Regions from separate parts of the Mus musculus genome. Here region 1 is linked to region 2. Evidence: chromatin loops called from intact Hi-C (ENCODE). Cell type or tissue: gastrocnemius. All regions are shown on one strand.

Region 1 (8,000 bases), 1.7 Mb after region 2:
GATTTAGTCATTCATTATGTGCCTAGGTGCATGTGTTGTTTGTGACATGGCACATGTGTGGCAATCAGAGGACAATCTAGCATTCAGTTTGCTCTTTCCATATGTGATTTGGGGATCAAAATTGTCATGCCTGGTGACAAGCACTTTTGTCATCTGCACCATTCTGTCAGCCCAGTCTTGGTAAATACAGTGCCACAAAGCCTCACTGCTGGCTTTTCTGTCAGGAGCCTCACCACTTCAAGGATCGGATGCAGAGATAAGTGACAGACAGCATCAACCAGATGGCGTGGGGTCCTACTTCCAGTTGCACTTGGCTCCTTCCCCTGGTCCTAAGGCCTGAAAAGCAAGTTCTTAAAGCCTCTTCCTCCAGAAGAGCTTCTTGTCTTCCTGCCCTTCGTTTTCCTAGAAGGCCAACTCCCATGCCATTCCTTCACTGGTTCTTAAGGCCCCAGGGGCCAACCCCCACCCGTCTGGCTTTCTTGTCCTTACAGCGCACCTGCACTGATGCTCCCAGACCTGACGCTGCCCCTGTACTGGACCCTTGCTGCTCCCTAGTGCACGAGTCCTCAAGTCCCGGCTCTCTGACCAGGAACACTTGCTTCCTAGAAGACTGAGCAATCAGGCTAGGGGTAGCTCAGTGTTGGGACATTTCTTAACATCAGTAACCTGAGTCAACAAGTTCACACACATATACACACGTACTTACGAGACCACCAAAATGCCTCCGCTGGTAAGAACTTGTTAATAAGCATGACAAGCTAAGCTTGATCCCCCCAGAACCTACATGGTAGATTGAGAGAACTAACCATTGTGCCTCCACATGGGAGCAAGGCAGGAGTACCCACATATAGGAACAACATGAAAAAGATAGACTGGGAATCCTGTCTTGACACTGTATCACTTCAAGCCTTATTGAGAGCCTTTGACGTGGATGGGGGCAGTAGAGCAGAGGGGCAGCCAGCTTTGTTCAGGGCTGTGCTCCTTTGGAGTCTGATCATGCTCCAATGCGTGGCAACACACCAGTGCTTATATGAGCAACACAAATTGAACTCTGAGTTATATGAGAGAATGGAGAGGGGAGGGAAAGCGCGAGAGCTGGGCTATGAAACTGGGAAGGGAGAGTATGAATTGGGAGAGTTGAGGTGGATCTGGGTGGATTTAGGAGAAAAAAAGGGTAATATTAAAATACATACACATATATGAAGTATCAAAGGATAAAAATTATATTTACAAGCAAGAATCAGAGGGCTTGAGAGATGGCTCAGTGATTAAGAGCACTGGCTGCTCTTTCAGAGGATCTGAGTTCAGTTTTTAGCACCCAAATGGTGGCTCGCCATTGTCGGTAACTCGGTTCCAGAGGATAGAGCTCTGCCTTCTGGCATCATTGAGCACTTCAAAACTACAGTGCATATATATACATATACACTCAGGCATATTTTAATATAGTGTATATATGTATTTTACCTGCATGTATGACTGTACCACATGTATGCCTGGTGCCTGCAGAAGTCTGAAGAGGGCTTCAGATCCCCTGGGACTGGAGTTAAGGAATCATTTGTGGACCACCATATAGGTTCTTGGAGTCAAACCCAGGTCTCCTAGAAGAACACTCAGTGCTCTAAACCACCAAGTCGTCTCTCTAGTTCCCTAAACTTATGTTACTGTCTAAGCATAAATGCTTGCATGTGTATTCCTGGTGCCTACAGAAGCCAGAAAAGGGGATTAGACCCCCAAAACAGAGTTACAGACAACTGTGAGATACCTTCAAGTACTGAAACTTGAACTTGTGTCCTCTGGCAGAGCAGCCTGTACTCTTCAGTTGAATCATTTCTTCAACACCCACCGCAAACAAAGTCTTAACTGACCAAAAAAAAAAAAAATTCTCTTTTAAAATTAGTCTTGTTTTGCAGTGCTGGAGAGGGAACCAGGTCATAAGCTAGGCTGGTGCTCTGCTGCTGAACTGGGTCCTCAGCCCTTAGCTTAATGAAGAAAATTGCATTGTTTATTATGTGCATGGTTTGGGGAATGTATGTACATTGTAGTGTGGCTAAACTGAGTTAATTATCACTTTTTGTAATGAGAAAATTTAAAATCTGAGTGATACTCACTCAGTAACACAGTTCATTACATTACTAGCAGCTCGGGAGCTCTTCTAACGGAAACCTATATCCTTTGGCCCCATTACCCGGGGCTTTGTTAAAGCAAGTATTCTTTAACAAGATGGACGTGCAACTCCAAGCTGAGTGTTAGCACAAAACATATATTTTAGGTGTTTAGCTCTCAAAATTATGCATTGCACAGTAACATAGCTCTTCATGATTAGTTTTGTGATATTCAGTCTTGCTTTCCTCTATACCCCTTTAACTTTGATATTCTGATCACCCTTCATGAAGCACCTAGCTGGTTATCCCTATGTAGAGCTAAAGGGCTCCTTCGCATCCCCGTTGCCCAGTGGCTGTCCTATGAGAGCACTTTCCTATGAACTGCTACATGCTTTGGGGACTGTTAGCTCTGGTGTACATCACCCACACCAGGAGTTTCTGCCACCGCTTTATGATAGGGGTCAGAGACAGGTGGCAGCGAGTGGTGAGCACTGGGCCAGGAAGGTATTCAAGAGGAGAGTTGCTTGGACAGTGTTCCGTGCTCTACAGCCTACTGACTGTGGGAGCATAGCTCAGAGAAAGAAGAAAACCCATGGAAATGTCTAGTCAAATTAGGCTAGTGTGAGTCTGGGCAGGAGTGCCAGAGCACAGGTCTCTCGAGTGAGGAATGGCAGCGAAGGTGTTAAAAATGTATGCCAAAACGCATCTCCAGTCAGGCCCTCACAGGTCCTCCTTCCACCCACGCTCACAGAGGGTGAATTGAGATGGAGACAGGCTCAGGTTAACTACAGCTCCTGCTGCAGTAGTACATCCCACGAATTTCTTGTCCAGCCAGTGAGGGTGTGGGATGGGGCGGAGAAGAAGACAGGACACAGGCGGCAAGCTGAAGTAAGCAGTACAGCTGTAAGATGTCCTTGGCATGGTAAAGAGCCTAAAACAGGGGAGGGTCTTAAGAGCAATTCTGGTATGAACACGCTGGGCCTGCTTGGTGGTATAGGTGTAATACCAGCTTCTATTCATCAAGGCAGGAGGATAGCCAGTTCATGGCCTGCCTATCGTGGACAACTTAGAGCCTAGCTTGGTTTTGTTTGTTTTGTTTTGTTTAGGGATGGAGTTATAACGCTGTTGTAACAGTGTTACATGTTGAGGTGTTTGGCTAGCACACTCAAGGTCCTAGATACAATCCCCACTAACACACACACACATACAACTGACTGCAATGCACTGAATTTGCAGAAGCAAGTTGCATTAAGTTGCCTGTGAAACAGTCCACATTTCAATAAATAATTAAGTAATCACTAACTGTTTGGTTCCTTGTGGGGCGCTGTGCTCACTTCTGTAACTTCTAGGACTAATGGGGCCAGTCTATATTTAAAAATCAGTTTCCAAGCTAGGTTTTTTTCTCTAAGGAACTCAAATTCACTAAATATATATAGTTCCTGCTTTTAAACAAACAAAACTCATTAGTTTGCAACTGATTCTGCTAGTGACTATAAAGAGCTGTCTGGAAGCCAGGGACTGGGACCCAGTATGTGGGACCTACTGCTTAGACTCCTACATTGCTTAGTTCAAGTAGCTTTGACCACTGCCCTCTGCTTTCATTGCTCATCTGTGAGGATTTGTGCAGTCTCTTGTTCAATCAGGCTGCTGAGAGCCAGTAAGGAAGTAGGTTATGTTTAGCAAAGTCTGCTTGGTTGGCAGCGTGAGGCCAGCACCATGCCAGTCTCTGTGCCCGTCTCTTTAGCCTGCCAGCTCCAGACACTAGCAACTCCTCTTACTATACCTGCAAACCCAGAGAGCAAGGGAATGCTAAAGGGTGGAGGGGGTGGGAGGAGGTGTTGCCTAAGACAGGCTTTCTGCCAGTGGCAGTGAGCTCTTCCCTGGCTTTGGGAAGTCCCCAAGAGATGGACTCTATAAGAGGCTTCACTTGCCAGCCCAGGTGAGATTACCTGGGACAGCCAGGACTCTGGCAACCTCACCTCCAAACTGCCAGCGACCAGTGACCATCGTGCTCCTGGTGGGAGAGCAGAAGCATGGCTCATAGCCAGTTTGTGTTTCCTTTCTCCTGTTGCCTGGCCTTTGGCACACAGAGCTGAACCGAACCCCAAAAGGGATAGAGAAGTAGGGTCTGGCCTCTGGTAACATCACCGTGATACTTAATGCTTGTCCAACTTGAACTGTGGCTTGAACTGTGAGGGAGCGTATTGCTCCAATCTTAAAAGCAGCTGTCCCCCTGCCTCCCGAAGCCTCACTGCATGTCTGTGACAAAGCCCCTCCCACCACGCTGTGCCTCAAGCTACTTTAGCTTCTTTCCTTTCCCCTCTCCTCTCCAAATTCTTCCTGCCTCTGTAAAAAATCCAGAATGCCAGCTTCACACCAAGGCATAGAGAATACATGAGCCAGACACAGCAAAGACATCCATTGGCAAGTCCTTGACTGCACGAGTGGGTTTTGGAAAATCTTGAGAGTTTGAAAGCATGCATTGTACAATCCCATCCTTAAGAAACTTAAAATGAGGAAGGAAAAGTATTCTGTAATGGATACAGAATATGGCAACAGACATCACTAAGACCAAGGTTGTCTAGTAGGAATGGGCAGATCTCGGGGGCCGGATGGGGTTTCTGGAGAGCAGAGGATGCTCCATGGCCAGGGAGGTAGACGGCATCAATACACCTAGAACCATCCATCGGCCTCTGGAGATGTGCCTCTGTTTCACAAAGATGACAGTAACAACCCCTCTCCACAGCCCTGCTCTGGACACTTCTCAGAACACTGGCCTTAGTGTAGAAAACGGGTTGGAGGGTGTCTTAGCTAGTGTTACTGTACTGTGATGAAACCCCATGACCAAAGAAACTCAGAGAGAAAAGATTTACTCAGCCTATGCTTCCATTTCGCTGTTCATCATCAAAGAAAGTCAGGGCAGGAACTCAAGCAGGGCAGGAACCTGGAGGCAGGAGCTGGTGCAGAGGCCAAGGAGGGTGCTGCTTACTGGCTTGCTCCCCATGGCTTGCTCAGCCTGCTTTCTCGTAGAACCCAGGACCACCAGTCCAGTGCTGTCACCACCCACAATGAACTATACCTTTCATCAACCACTAATTTAAAAAATGCCCTTCAGGCCTGCCTACCTTGAAATCTTAGGGAGGCATTTCCTTAATTAAGGCTCCACCTCACTGATGACTCTAACTTGTGGCAAGTTGACATAAAACTAGCCAGCATAGGGAGCTATCAGTTTGAAGTTAGCCTAAGTACCAGATGACTCTGGATCAGTGAACCAGGGACTCATACCTCCTCCATTCCTTCCATGGGGAGTCTAATTCTGAGTGGAGCAGAGACAAGTCTGAAGTAGTGACCTTATCTGACCTAGGTGTGGGATTTCAGGGGGAGTTTGTGGTTTGTTTGAGACAAGGTATCACTCTGTAGCCCAGTATGGCCTGGAACTTATTATATACGGACTATGCTGGCCTTAAACTCACTTCTGAGTACTGGTATTACAGGCATGAGCCACCAGTCCCCAGTCTCCTAAGTGGGGGATCTCGATCCACACTTCAGGACCAGCACCTTTAGAAAGAAGGTCTAGGCATGGCTGCTTATCTATACGATGTGGTCATCTAGCAGTTACCTTTGATTGCATTGAAGTTGCCAATCACACAGCAATAGCAGTCTCTGCTTCCGTCAGATCCGCATTAGGCTGGCAAGCTTGGATCTTTGCCCTCTTGAGGGACCGCGGAGAAAGAAGGATACTGAGAGCCAGTCAGGAAAGTGGCCTCTCGGGAAGTGAGTGCCGCTCAGGCCTGGAGCTGAAGAGAGAAAGAGGAATGTGGGAAGACAATTGCTGTCAAACAGCAGCCCACTAAGACAGACACCATTCCCATGTTACAGACGAAGAACGGAGTCTCGGGAGATCATCTGCATCACATAGGGCAGACTGAGGGTTTTACCGCCAGTCCGCCTGATCCAAAGGCTGTACCTGGGATCGCCATCAGTAGGAGACAGGCAGACGAGCACATGGGAGCTCGTCTACACCAATGCTGGAAGGCAGAAGATGAAGGGAGAGGTCAATCAAAGATGGCAGCCAGCTGTGACAGTCTGCTGTGATCAGTCCGTTGGACAGTTACTGAAAATATGCCCAGGTCGGGGCTGAAGAGAAGGTTCAACTGTTAAGAGCACTGACTGATCTTCCAGAGGACTCAGGTTCAATTCCCATCACCCACACGGCGGCTCACAACTGTAACTCCAAAGTCTAACACCTCACAGACAAACATGCAGAGAAACATCGATGCACGTAAGATAAAATTTTTTTTTTTTTTTTTTTTTTTTGGTTTTTTCGAGACAGGGTTTCTCTGTGCAGCCCTGGCTGTCCTGGAACTCACTCTGTAGACCAGGCTGGCCTTGAACTCAGAAATCCGCCTGCCTCTGCCTCCCAAGTGCTGGGATTAAAGGCGTGTGCCACCATGCCCGGCTGATAAATAAATTTAAAAGGAAAGAAAAATATGCCCAGGTAGAGAAAAGGGAAGGGTGTGTTTGAGGGGATGGGGGAAAAAAGGCATTCATTTAAACTTGATACATTCTACTTCAATAAATAAAACTGGTTGGTTAAATAAAAATGAACATGGAATTAATTCTCTGCCTAGAACCTCTGCTCTGAGGCCCGAGCCGCAATCCTTACATTCCCGGATACCCTCCCCCACGTCTCTCCTGTGTGCTGGTAGGTGTTTTTACTCGCCTATGGTGGTTTGTATTGCCTGTTACCCTGGCAGGATATGAAATCACATGGAGACAGAGCTCTGGGAGCATCTGTAAGGAAGTTTGTTGCCTGGGCTACCTGAGGTGTGAGCAGGGTTCCCCAACTGAATAAAATAGGCTGAGCATCAGTGTTCTCTCTCTGCCTCCTGACTGCAGGTGCAGCAGGACAGCCGCCTCCACCACAGGAGGCTGGACCCTAGCACAGAGAGTGGAAGCAAACTTTCTTAGTTGCTGTTCTCAAGTATTTTGTCCCAGACATTCGGAAAATAACTAGTTCACCGTTCCACCCTCTTTCCTTAGAAGTGGCCCTTGCCAGCTCATTCTCCTCATCTTCCCAGACCCTTTCCCCCTTGTGTTTGCAGCAGCCCTACCAATAGTGAAGCCCACTGTAAGAGGAGCAGCACTTCACAGAGGCAGTCTCTGCAGTGCCTGGGCCCTTACACTGAGCAGTGGCCCACCCTGTGTCTGCGCTGCAAATCCTGATACCTTTAGAGAGAGGCCTCATGTATTTTGGTGGTTGTCCCTATAGGTATGTCCACAGTGCAGTACTATGGGCCAGTGAGTGACAGTCCCTCCCTTCTGTGAGATGCTGTGTCATTTCCAGCTGGGAAGAGCTTTTAATCACAGGGAGACGTGGGGAGCGCGAAAATATGCTTCCTTTGTTTCTGTGAAATACACTGTTTTATGTGCAGTTTTATGTTTCTTCCTGGGTAATAACTTAGGAGGGAACCCTTGGGAACACAACATAGGAGTAACAAATTATGGGCCATTAACTGTGCCTAATTGTTTCTTTATGGCTTACAGTGGAGGCTTGTCTCAGCTGCTCTGCCATTCAGTTACCAGTAGTGAAGGAAGGCTGCTTAAATACAGTCTGGAGTGCCTCGAGGGACCGAGGGACAGAGGAAGGAGCCACAGGAAATCCTGGTACCACCTGGTACCATCAAGACCTCACCCAGTAACAAGACCTCTCACCAACTTGGGAAAACTGAGCCCTTTCCCCGAGGTCTCAGCTCCTTCTGGAGAGGATTCACAGAACTTGGTCTCACTGGCCTTCCAGGGCGCCAAACCTCTGCCAATTCCTGCTCGGTTCACCAAACCTTGTTTAAAACATAACCTAGGCTAGGGGTGTGTCTCAGTGCCAGTGTACAAATTTAG
Region 2 (8,000 bases):
GGCACGATTATTTGGATACAGATTTCCTGCTATGGTCAAAGCTGTTTGCCTTGAGTGATCGTCATCATTCTCAGGCCGCAGGGAACAGGTTGCAGTCATTTAAGAAATGGTGTGTGTATTAAGATGGTCTATCCATGAAGTCATTCATCAACTGTTTCAATGAACAATGGTTCTGCTTGGAGGGTGGCACAGATGTTAGGTGAGGGTAAGATTCTGGTTCCTTGCCTGTGATGATTTTGAAAAGCATTCATCTCGAAAAAGAGTAACTTATAAGGTCCTCTTCTTCAAAATTGATACAATAATTATAAATACCAGGCAAAACATACATATATTCTTATTCACTGATTTTCTTCTAGTTGATTTGCTGTCTTCTCTTAAAGAACTTACTTTATGTTAGACTTCAGAAAATTTTCTTTCCTTCAGTCACTGAATGTGGCATATGTCATGGCAAATATGTTGAAGTCAGAGGACAATCCAGAGAGAGGTGTCAGCTCACTCGAACCATATGGGGTGGAGGGATCGGCTCTTGGCTGAAAGGTCCTTTACCTTACCTGTCCAGCCATCTCCCTGGCCTCACAAATGGAATCTTTATTTTTTCCCCCCTTAATACTGATTTGTGTGTGTGTCTCCATGAGTATATGCCGCCTAGGTGCGGGTGCCTGGGAAGGTCAGTAGAGAGCATCAGATCAGGTCTTCTGGAGCTAAAGGTATAGATGGTTGTGAGCGGCCTGATATGAGTGCTGGAAATTGAACTCAGGTCCTCTGCAAGAGCAGCAGGTTTTGACCACTGAACCATCTTCTTAATTTTTTTAAATTATATTTTTACTCTGTGTGCACATGCGTGTATGAATGCATGCATATATGCACAAGTGTGCATGCATGCATGTGTGCAGGCATGTGCATATTTGATTATGGTTGTGTGTCATGACATGCATGTGGAGGTTCTCCCACCTTTCTGGGACCCATTGGGCCCAGACTGGCCTTAAATACTTTGCCTCCTTTCGTCTAGGATTACATTATACCCACCACACTCTGCTTGCTGTATTATGCCTTTAATGTAAAAGTCCCTTCCCAGAACCTTACAAAGAGCACAACAGTGAAGTGCTTTCCCCAGATTCTAAGTCTTGCTCTCTTACTTGGTCCCCTTGTTGAGGAAGGATTAACTTTTGCATCTGTTCTCCCATCAGGCAAGGAATCCATACCCAAGGCCAGCCTGCTCCCACTGAACTCTGTCATTACCCCATCCTCCTCCAGACTCTGGGAAGTCAGTGACTGAGGCCTTTTGTTTGTTTTGTTTTTTTTGAGACAGGGTTTCTCTGTATAGCTCTGGCTATCCTGAAACTCACTCTGTAGATCGGACTGGCCTCGAACTCAAAATCCTCCTCTCTCTGCCTCCCAAGTGCTGGGATTAAAGGCATGCGCCACTATTGCCCGGCAGACTGAGACTTTCTTAAGACTTCTCCAGATCTCTGATGCCTTCCATGGCTGTGGTTTTAGGGACAATAATTTAAGTCATTTAAAAAAAATCTGTTTGTGCACACGTGTGTGCGGATATATGGCTCTCGTCAGACTGGCTTTGACTCACAATATTCTTCCTGAATGCTGGAAATATAAGCGCAGAGCACCCATGCCTAGCCAGGAATTCATTAGAACAACTTAGTGAAATCGTCAGGATTCTATAGATTTTGTTCATTTAGAAAGTCCTCTCTTGCATCAGTTTCACTATTGCACAGAGCCATAATGTGCATCTATAAGAGTAAGTGGCCTTTTGGAATAGGAATGGAATGTCTCTGAACTATCTATCACAGCTGGTTTTCCTCAGAGATGCTCAGAGTAACAAAGGTAGAGGAAGTGAGAGTGAGAGGTCTTTAAAGCACTGTTCTAGAGGAGTGAGTCATTGAATGGACAGTCATGGTCAATGTGCCCGCAGCCCTGTCTCTATCCCTTCTTCCTCATTGTAGTCAGCAGCCAGGTGGCTGTTCTTGTTGCTCTGCCAGCCCTGTGTTCCACTGGCTCCTTCTGACCTGTGTTAAGTTAGATCTTTCTCAGCAAATGAATGACGCTTGCTGTTTCCCACAACCATTTAGGGAAGGAGGCACAGAGACAGAACTACAAGTTCCTGCCTGGTGCAGGCTGCTGCTGGGCTTTGTTGTCTCCTGGGTTTCATGTTGTTCCAGGAAGACACTTGTATGGAGCTGTCCTGACTTGAAGCAGTCTGTTGGACTTGTGGAATGCTGTGCATTCTCCCTCTATATATCCTGCTCTTGGAATTTACCTGAGTCAGGGAGCCCTTTTTCTTTGTTCAAGGGGCTTCTTAACCCTGCCCTTTGAAGGCTTCCTTGACCCTGGTTCTGATCCACTCCACAGCACAGCACAGGGTTGGCAGTGCCGTCTTCATCCATTATGCTTTCCTTTAAACCTTTTCTCCTCCATAGTGTGCTTTGATTCTGTTGTAGGGTTGTGCTGAAGGTACGAAATGTTTGTTCTTTCTCTGGGTAGCTCGCATCAGCTATCAGCGATCACTGTGACTTCCTTTCGTCTTCCTGTTCGTTCTCTTTGTCCATTTTCTATTCAACTGAGCCCTCCTCAGAAGAGGATACTTCCCTCTCTTCTACTTTTCTCCTCTTCTCTCAGACATGGTCAAAGCCCAGGCTGTCTCTTCAGCTTGTTGTGTACCTGAGGATAGCCTTGAACCCCAGTTCTTCCTGCTCTGACCTCCCAGGAGCAGGCATTACAGATGTGCACATCACACCGGCTGCTTCCTTACACACTCAGCTGCCTGCTTTGGGATGTGACTTGATGAGTTGGCCATGTCCATGATGCTTTCTGACGTTCTCTCTCTGGCAGGCCTGTCTTGAAACTTCCCCTTGGGCTGCACTTGATCTGTTCTCTCTCATGAAGCTTAGTTTATATTTATATTCTAGAATTATGTAGAATACATTTCAAAGTAACTATTAATGCCAGATGTACTGGTCCAGGTGTGTAATCCCAGAACTCGGGAGGTAAAGCAGAAGCTTCCATTGTATATTGAGACGTCATCCTCCCCCAGCTCCATCAGAATGGTTTAAAAATTCTAAGAGGGTTGGTGAGAAGGCTCAGTAGTCAGGAGTACTTTCTAGGTCTTTTTAGAGAAGACCCGAGTTTGCTTCCCACACCCACATGGGCTCTTCAGTTCCAAGGGATCCAATACCCTTTTCTGACCTCTGAGGTCATCGGGCAAATGTGTGCTGCACATAATGTGGCAAGATATACATCACATTTACTATTTGAATTCACTTAAATGAACTGTTCAGTGATGTTAAATTAATTCACGTTGTGCTGGTTCCAGAATTCTTTCCATTTCTCTGTGTATCTACTAAGACACAGTTCCCCATCTCTCTTCCTGTAACCCTAGAAACCTCTCATCCTACTGTCTGTCTTTAGGAATTGACCCTTCTGGGTACGTCATGGAGTATTCATCCTTTTGTGACTAGATTGCTTACTTAGTCTACTACCCTTAAGATTCGTCTAGATAATAGAATTTTCTTTACTTTTAATGCCAAATCAGATTTTGTTGTATGGGTAGACCACAGTTCTAGTCATTGACCATTTGGGTGCTTCCATCCTCAGCTGTTGTAAGTGGTGCACTTACATTTATTTACCTTTTTTTTTTTTTTTGGTGGTGGTGTGGTGGCAGGGGGTGGTGAGGGGCGTGTCCTGTTGTTTGGATTTGGAGACAAGGTCTCTTGTATTCCTGACTGGCCTCAAACTCAAGTAGTCAGGGATGACTTTGAACTTCCTGATCTACTTCCACCCACTAAGTGCTGAGACATAGTGCCGTCACACCCAGGGTTATATGGTTCCTGATCTACCTACTTCCACCCACTAAGTGCTGAGACTATAGTGCCGTCACACCCAGGGTTCTATGGTCCTGGGGATCAAACCTCATCCTTCATGCTAGGTAAGCACTCTTATCAGCTGAGCTCCACAGTCTGATTTCTTTTGTTTTGTTTTTTGTTTTTTTTCGAGACAGGGTTTCTCTGTGTAGCCCTGGCTGTCCTGGAACTCACTCTGTAGACCAGCCTCCAAAGTGCTGGGATTAAAGATGTGTGCCACCACTGCCTGGCTGTCTGATTTCTTTCAATATAATTTTGAGAATCAACTCTCAACTCTGTGTGTGTGTGTGTGTGTGTGTGTGTGTGTGTGTGTGTGTGTGTGTGTGTATACATGTGTGCACATGCATAGATACTCCCATACAGATGTACATACACACATATAGATAGATATCAATAATTCATTTGTTTTTATTTTGTCTTTCCCCCCATTAATCTACTTATAGGTATTTAAGTTCGTGATGGATAATCTTTTCTCTATTTTATTACTTTCATTTATTTATTTTTATGTATGGCAGTGTTTGCTTACATGCATGTTATGTTCAACACATGAGTGCCTAGTGGCTGAGGAGGACAAAAGATGGAATTACAGACAGTTGAAAGATGCCATGTGGCTGGGAGCCAGACTCAGTTTCTTGGAAAGAGTAGCAATGCTTTTCATCCCTGAGCTGTATTTTGTTTTATGTGTATGTAGCGTTAATGGGGTCCCGCATCTGCTCCGCCACAGGGCTCAGCTGATCAGGGAGGTGGGACACTGTAAGTCAACTGCGCTTCACTTTGGGGGTGAGGAAACACAGTCTGAGGCACAGGACAGCCGGAGCTGGCTCGGGAGTCCCCAGGCCTGCAAGGAGGCCAGCCTGTCTGATTTTCAGGCTCTTGGACACGCAGGCATCGCTGGAAGCATCGGAAGAGCTGAGAATGGAGTGGGGGCCTGTGGGCTAGATCTGACCCAGAGCCAAGAGGGGAAAGGGAGGAGCTTTGGCTGGTCCCGCAGTGGGAGTTCTCGGTGGTGGCCAAGGCTGATCGAAGAGAGGCCGTCTACTGGAGATCAGACAGTGGCTCTACAGGCAAAGGCCTCCACAGCTCCCTATGGCGGATCCCGATGAAAAGTGGCAGTCCATGGTTTTAAGGCCTTTATTGTCATGGCAGAAAGTGGATGAGTAAAACCATGCCCCACTTCTCAGGGCGGGTCTGAGGTTCAATACCTTTTGCAGGGAGGAGTGTCTGGGAAGGAAAGCTTATTGGCTAAGTCTCCAAGTCTTTAGCTACTTCATTCCAAATGGAGATCTGTCTTGAGCCTATATAATCTGTCACGTCCTCTACATGTGGAGGGGCTTGGTGCGTTGCCCTTATGTGACTGATGGCCACAAATCTATGGAGGGCTGTGGCCTCATTCTAGGAACAGGTGAAATGCCTATGAACACCATAAAAGTCCACCAACTTCCCTGGAGCTGGAGTTAAGTCAGAACCCGACTGAGGCCCTAGGCAAGAGCAGCCCCATTTTTTGCGATGGCTGATCTTGATCTTGTAAGCTTGTTTGGATTGAAAGCCACCTAGAAGAGTAGTGAAACCAGCTAGTAGGTATATCTACCAGTACGTTTCCATGGAGCTTTGACCTAAATCTATTGATGGACTGGCAATGTGAGCAGTCTGTGGTAGGTGGTGGGACTGGAAGATGAGGCCTCACTAGAGGAAGTGGATCTCTGGGATTGCTTTTGGAGATATCAGGGTTCCTTTCTGACACACTTGTGTCTTGGCTGCCATGAGGTGAGTAGTTGTGCCTTACCAAGCCTTCAACCATGCCAGAAACAATACAGGTTGCCAGGTATGAACTGTGTAAATCCTCTGCAACCAGAAGCCAAAATAACTATCTCCTCTTACATTGTTTGTCTAAAGTGGGGGAAGTTTGACTAACACAGTGCTGTTTGCTTGCCTGTTACAAAAGAAGCTGCCACGGAACATTTGTCTGTAAGTTCCAGCGGGGACACACACACTTTGTTACAATCCAGGAATAAAGGCTTTTGTCCATAGCCTTTGCTACCTTGTGCTGTGTTACTGCCCGCACAGCCCACTGTGTGTCGGAGATGCAGTGCTTCCTCATCCTGATCAACATTTGATGCTCTTTTTTTTTTTTTTAATTTTAGACTTTTCTCGTAAGTGTATGCTGGCATGTCATGTGGTTTGACTTGCATTTCCCTAATAAGCAAAGATGGTACAGTTTTTTCTGCCTTCTTTGGTGAAGTGTCACTTCAGATCACTTGCCTAATTTTAAAAATTGAGTTGTTCATTTTTTTAGTAAGTTTTGAGAGTTCCTGTATGCTTTATTAGATATGTAACCCGCAGATAGTTCTTCAGTCTTTGAATTGTCTTTTTGATCTTTTAAAGTTGCTGTTTGTATTTAAGGCTGGGAGAGGTGGGGCTCAAACCCAAGATCTGGTACGTGTGAAACATGCTATACCCCAGCCACCACATTGACTTTAGAAAATTAGAAGGCTTTATTTTTTTATTTTATGTCCATGCATGTTTTGCCTTCATGCATGTCCGTGCATCAAGTGCATGCTTGGTGACCATGGTGGCCAGAAGAGGGTGTTGGATCCCCTGGAACTAGACTTACGGGTGGTTGTGAGCTGCGGTGTGGGTGCTTCGAATCAAACCTGGGTCCTCTGGAAGAGCAGCCCCTACTTCCCGTAACCTCTTAGCCAAACTCAGGCCCAAACAGAACACTTTTGATGGGGTATAGAATGGCACTTTCTTCTTTTATGGATTGCATTTTTCTTGTTGCCACATCTAATCTTTACCCAGCAGAAATATTTTAAAAAATTTTATAGTTTGACTTCTAATTTGGTCAATTAGATTTTATAGTTTGACTTCTAATTTGAGTTAATTAGAATGTGATTCAGGATGTTGCTAGGAGTACATCGCTTTCTGTATGTAGATATCCAGGTGTGGCAGCATTGTTGGTTAAAAGGAGTCTATTGAACCTAGGGACCATCCCTGACTAAGCATGAATGACTTAAGCCCATAGCTTCCATTCATGTTTTCCTCTGACCTTTTCAATGTCCCCTTTGCCATCTCCTTGCTTTTAGTGTGTCTGTATGGTCAGTCTCCCACACCCCATGCCTTCTCCTGTCTGTCCCCGCCATGGTTATTAATCACTTTTACTTCCTGTGTTTCTCTGTTTCTCTGTGTTTTTATTTTAAGTGATTCTCTCACAAGCCATGCTTATGTTTCTTGATGTGAGAGCATATGCCCTTTAAAAACTTTTCAAATTACTTTATGAGAGAGAGAGAGAGAGAGAGAGAGAGAGAGAGAGAGAGAGAGAAAGAGAGAGAGAGAGAACAAACACATGTGCATATTGAGACTTCTGACTAACTTCACTTTACTGTTTGAGACAGGATTGTCACTGGCTGGCCAGTACACCTCAGGCATTTGAGCTCGGGTCCTCCTCTCTGTATGGCAAGCACTCTATGAACTGAGCCATCTCCTCAGTCGTCAGTGGCTTTCCTCTGTTCTTGCGATTTTGACGCTGTCGGCTCTTGTTAACGTGTGTGCTTGGCTCTGTGCACTCAGCCTCTCCCACCAGCAGTGACTTTTCCGCCTTCCTCAGCGTTGTCTTCTTCCCACCCTCGAGCGTGGGTGCTGTGGGTGATGTGTAGCCAGCCTTCGTCTTCCTTCTTGCTGCACTCTTCTCTTGGAGAACACATCTACTCTTAAGAGACTGAGGCCACACAGTTTTGCTACAGTCCGACTTTTCCTTGTTTTCAGTCCTTCAGGTTAGTTGTCCTTATGCCATGGGGTTCTTCAGGTGATTGTATCATCCTTTGACCTTTCTTCTCTGTGAGGCTTTTACCATCCCCCCTTGCCCAAGCTCAGATCCCAGCCAGACTTCATTGTGATTTCTTCTGAAAAGAGTGACATATTTTTTAAAGAGAAAGACCTACAGATACTTTTCTGTTATTCTGGCACGAGCCTGGTAGAATAGAGTAACAAGTGGACAATGCCTCTAGTTTATCTACTTAATGGAAGCAGGGCTTCAGATGTGTGGTGTCGGTTGTGGAGAGTAGGTCTGTATAATTGCGCTGATGTAGAATGTAGACTCAGGATATGTCGATCTTGGACTGTGTCTTA

What was found. Hi-C counts contacts between places; a loop is a spot of excess contacts. Peaks named below come from ENCODE experiments on the same cell type or tissue, not always from the same donor. Only the 100,000 strongest peaks of a DNase experiment are listed, where the experiment ranks them.
Region 1: it touches region 2 in a loop (7-fold over the local background); 6 of 42 quality-filtered maps call a loop at or near these places.

The regions. Positions count from the first base shown.
Region 1 is chr11:4,472,296-4,480,295 of GRCm38, reverse strand. No RefSeq gene overlaps it. Among named protein-coding and RNA genes, the nearest start is that of Hormad2, 35 kb to the right of the region's middle. In gastrocnemius, no CTCF peak of the experiment used is centred here; DNase peaks (open chromatin) are centred at 3,828 and 4,100.
Region 2 is chr11:6,163,385-6,171,384 of GRCm38, reverse strand. The region is part of intron 2 of Nudcd3 (NudC domain containing 3); the gene reads left to right. Among named protein-coding and RNA genes, the nearest start is that of Nudcd3, 33 kb to the left of the region's middle. In gastrocnemius, no CTCF peak of the experiment used is centred here; a DNase peak (open chromatin) is centred at 4,795.